2 separate regions of the Homo sapiens genome follow, and region 2 is linked to region 1. Evidence: read pairs that join two places in POLR2A ChIA-PET (ENCODE). Cell type or tissue: MCF 10A. All regions are shown on one strand.

Region 1 (2,500 bases):
TAGTCAATAAAAATATCACTTTGTCCACGTTGCCATTTTGTGTGACCAATTAAATCTCAAATCCCCTATTGTAGTTTGGGTCTTTATGAGTCACAAGAATCAGCTTCATAGGTGGCTCAGGGTGGTCCTGTTGGCTGAAATCATTCTGCTGAACCCAAGTGTTTATCTCTTCCTTTGTGAAATGACAGGGAAGTTGCATTCATCTGAAAGCTTGGCTATGGGAAGCTCCAAAGAAAAAGCTCCAATGAGCACATGAACTTCTTCAAATGTTTCTGGTAGAAAACTAATTGGACCAACATGCATCGTTTTGTTGTTTTTTAAATTTACTGTATCAGAAGCTTGTGGAGAATGGTGATTCTAAAGCTTTTTTCTAACTTAATATTTTACTTGGCATTCTCATGACATAAATGGCAGGGTGGAAGTAAAAAAAAGTGAAAGAGAGAATGAAGGAAGAGAGGGTAACAGGGAGGAAGAAAGAGAAAAAAAGAAAAGAAGAGACAGATAAAATAAGAACATGGACCCTTTGTTGCAAAGGAGAACCTTTCATTGTGGCAGTTTGAGTCCTAGACTTTGGAGAATTGCTGGAAGACATTTTAGCATCCAATTCATCGAGTAACTCATTAGGGTGATGAAAAGCCCATGATGAAGGGGCAGTGCCATGTTTGAAGAGCCAGGGGTTCCTGTTATCCTGAATTATTAAGTAGTCAATATTCAGTGGCCGCTGCCTGCTCGCCTGTCTTCAGCAGGTGGTGGCCCTCTGCCTTTCTCTGCAAAGCAGCTGCTTGCTCCCAGCCTCCCCAGAGCTTGCAACAGCCATTTGTTTCGATTTAAGACAGATGCGGTCATTATTTTGTGCAGAACTTCACAGAAATATTTCCTACTAAATGCTTGAACCATCTGAGTAGCACCAGGCAGGCTGCTGGCTTCATTAATAATGCATCCATGCTTATCAATAGGTTTAGACAACTGATATTTAGAAGCTTCTTTAGAAGGAGTGGGGTGGATGTTCCTTTCACACCAGTAGGCTTCATTTTGTCAGTTCCTTGATGTTGACATTACATCCAACTGTGTTCTGGAAACCAGAAGTGCTAAAGCTGTGTTGGGGCTGTTCTTTTGCTTTGGAGTGCTTCTTGATGGAGCTAAGTCATGGTGGTTTACCTTATGCCCTTTCTGCCCTTATCTAAGTTTACTCTAAAGGGAAAAAATTTACCATCCACTTCACTTTAAACCTTATTGCGGCTTTTTATTTTTCCAGGCTGTCTCACACCCAATTCATCTGGGTAGACTCAGATTTCTTGGCACTGTGCTCTGGTCTTGATATGTTTCAGCAGAACATGACAGGAATGAACTCTAAGTTCCTAAGTTGTGCACGGAAGGTTACCCAACTATTTTTAGATCACTTACAGTCATGAAGCAATGCACCTTCTAAACCTTTGGGTTTGAATAAACACCCATTAGAAGGGCTATGGCAAAGCTCAATCTACTGGTTTGTTTGCAACCTATTTGCATCTTGACAAAAAAGCAATGCCAAAAGCAATGAAGGAATTCTGGAATCCTGCAGGGCATCAGTGACAGAAAGAAAAACGATGAAAGTACAACCAAAACATTGTTTTTTCAGTGCTAAAGTTTATATCAATGTAACAATTTCTTTTAATGATAAGAGTTTTCTCAAGATTTCCTTTTTAAAGTTCACTTCTCACTGCTGCTTATCAACATGTATAACAATCCAAATGAGATTGATACAGCTGATGTCACAAGTCTCTTGTTAAAATTTTTACAGATTTAGGAGGTATTTTTAATGGAAAAGATTGCACAGAAGTAAATTTATGGTTTTTCCTAGAGCCATACACATAGAAGGACAAAACACATAAAATGACCTATATTCAATGCATATATCTACATATACAGAATGCAAATGCAGAATTCAAATTGCATGTACCAATCCATTAAACATTCTTTGCTATGTTGTATTTTCCCATACAAGAAATGAAACATGTAGTAGACAGGATAATGGCCACCTAATGATGGGCATGTGCTAATCTTCAGAACCTGGGATATATTATGTTATCTAACAATGGGAAGCTGAGGTTGCAGATGGAACTAAGGTTGCTGATTAGATGACCTTGAGATGAGCAGTTATCCTGGATTAATGAGGTGGGCCCAATATAATCACAAGGGTCAGTAAATGGGGAACAGGGAGGCAGAGGAGACAGAACCAGAGAGGTGATGTGGGAAAATCTCCACTGGCCATTCTGGGCTTTGAAGATGGAAGGGGGCCACAAGCCAAGGAATGCCGGCAGCTTCTAGAAGCTAGAAAGCAAGAAAATGGACTCTCCCCTAGAACTCTCCAAACACCTTGATTTTAGCCAAGTGAGTCCCATTTCAGACTTCTGGCTTCTAGATCTGTAAGATAATAAATTTGTGTTTTTTAAAACCACGAAATTTGTGGCCATTTGTTTTAGCAACAACAGAAAACTAATATAAAGCAGTTTCCAGAAAA
Region 2 (2,500 bases), 53 kb after region 1:
AGCCAGGTGTGGTGGTGGACACCTGTAATCCTAGCTACTTAGGAGGCTCAGGCAGGAGAATCACTTGAACCCGGGAGGCAGAAGTTGTGGTGAGCCGAGATCGTGCCATTGCACTCCAGCCTGGGTGACAGAGCGACACTCTATCTCAAAAAAAAAAAAAGAAAAAGAAAAAAAGAAAAAAAAAGAAAAGAAAAAGAAAGAAAGAAAAGAAAAGAAAGAAAAGGAAAGAAAAGAAAGGCAAAATTGCATTCAGCATTGCCAAAACCCAGCCAATATTCACTATAGCTTGTGACCGACTGTAAATGAGAAGTCTTGGGCAATTTGTGTAAAATACTTTATGTCTAAAGCAAGAGCCTCAATTCATTTCTTCTGAACATACTGTTCTTTTCTACATTCCTCTTCCTATATTACACCCACCCCACCCACCATATACCACCAGCTGCACACAGCTATTGCTGTTTTAGAAAACTGTATGTACTAGCTGATGTAAAAATGGAAACAAAAAAAAACAACTGGTGGTTTTTAAATAGTTTTTACTATAAAACTTATATATACCATTATAGAAATTTGAAAGTGAAGAAAATTATAATGAAAACCATAAAAATAATTTATAATTGTACTACATGAGGTAGATTCCTATAAATATTTTCTTATATTTCCTTCCAGGTTTTATATTGCTATTGTAGTTTTGTCTATGCATTTGTATAGTAATGTAAACATAATCTATTCCTATAAGGTTATAATACAAAATTTGGACCATGTAGTCTATTCAGATTTGGTGTGGGGGCCACTGGCTTTTTTTTTTTAGCTTTGTTTTATAATGAACATTTTTACTCAAATTTATGATTTTTCCCCATGTATATGCACATATATTTTTAAGAAATTTGTAGTTTGGGTGGCCTTTAAAGAGCCATGTGGAATAACTTTGCCTAAAAGTCTGTGAAGAAACAAAACAACTGCACGACCTCAAGTAACCCTGGAAAAGGGTACCCACAAGGGGAAGCGATTGGAAATCAGCCCAAGAGCTTGCCAGGAAGAAGCAAAGAGGGTGCGAGCCAGCAGAAATCAAATGATTTAGCAAGGGGGGTAGAAGTCAGTTGGAGCCAAAGAACTGCCCAGTTAGTCCCTTCTGAGAAAGGAAACACTGTTAATAGCAGAAGCCTAGGTTCTGGCATCAATTTAACTTGCATCATAGTCTGTTACCACTTTCTGTCCTCAGTCTGCCACCCCACCCAGAACTGCTATATTTTCTGGTGTCTCCATGCCCTTCCCAGTCCCACTAAGAATCTATTTATAACAGCAGGAGCTCGCCTTGGTCCACTGTGACACACAGGCTGCTTTGCTGGGAAAGTTCTGCCTGACTCACTGGGGCTGCATGAAGCCTGGGGAGGCAAGCTTCTGGCGTGACTGTCCTTAGAATGTGTACTGAGTTTCCTCAGGGTTCACTGCTCCCGTCTGTGACTCAACGAGAAATGTAGAACACACGTGAAAACCGTGTGAGCCATAGGCATTTGATTTGGTGGGTGGGGGGCGCGGAGCTACATTGAATTCATAACTATGGAAATTGTTTTTTCCAACATTAAATTCATAACAATGGAAATAGTTTTTTCTCTGTAAATTTTCTGCCTCCCTTAATCTATAGTGCTACCTGACCCTTTAACATTGGCCATGAACAAATCACAGAACTATTTTCCTTAAAAGATGAGTGAGAGGAAATTCTAAAACTGGTTAGGAGCGATGTTTTAAAAATTGCCATGTATTAATACTATCAAATAACCAAATATTATTTGATCATATCAAATCAGGGCGAAAGGTAAATTTTATGAGATTCAAGTGCAACTTACCTAAAAGTAATATTTTAAAATTGACACCCTGTTTTCCTACAAAAGTCCCATGGTCTCTTAATTTGCCAGTGAAAATTACTGGGCTAATTTTGTTTGTTAATGAGATAAATGCCAAACACAAGTGTGAGTTAGGCTTGACATTGTGAATGAAGCCACTATAATATGTAATGTCAAAACCATCTCTCATCAAAAAGCACTACCAGCGTGTCATGTCTAGATCCTGGGTGTAAACCCTTGGTTAATAATAGCATAGAAAATCACAAATTTATTCACACTATAAATATGTGTAAAGAAAGTACAGATTTCCACTTCCTCCTTATAATTGAGTCTATCTTTCTCATAAGCCTCTACCTGATGGATAATGAAAGGGAAAAAAACTTAATATAGTCTGACTCAATAATTTAAAATATCCCTTTGGTAAATGCTCCATCTCTGAGGTCATGAATGAGGTCAAGTTCAGTCTCTTAAATGTCACTCTAGATCATCTCTGGCTTTATCAGCAAAGAGTGTGGCTTATATGATCAGATGGTGACAGAGGAGACAAGAGGTATCCTCTGGACCCTCATTGGCCCCTTAGGCACAGTGACTTGTTCAGGCTGGATTTAAACACTAAATTGTGACGAGTCCATCTCTGGGCTTCCTGCTGACATCTGTTA

The links. ChIA-PET counts read pairs that join two places held together with the same protein. Peaks named below come from ENCODE experiments on the same cell type or tissue, not always from the same donor. Only the 100,000 strongest peaks of a DNase experiment are listed, where the experiment ranks them.
Region 2: POLR2A ChIA-PET joins it to region 1 with 5 read pairs; 4 of 35 experiments call an interaction of 5 or more read pairs at or near these places.

Annotation. Positions count from the first base shown.
Region 1 is chr4:147,049,337-147,051,836 of GRCh38, forward strand. No RefSeq gene overlaps it. Among named protein-coding and RNA genes, the nearest start is that of TTC29, 100 kb to the left of the region's middle. In MCF 10A, no CTCF peak of the experiment used is centred here; a DNase peak (open chromatin) is centred at 1,345.
Region 2 is chr4:147,102,423-147,104,922 of GRCh38, forward strand. No RefSeq gene overlaps it. Among named protein-coding and RNA genes, the nearest start is that of TTC29, 160 kb to the left of the region's middle. In MCF 10A, no CTCF peak of the experiment used is centred here; a DNase peak (open chromatin) is centred at 1,319.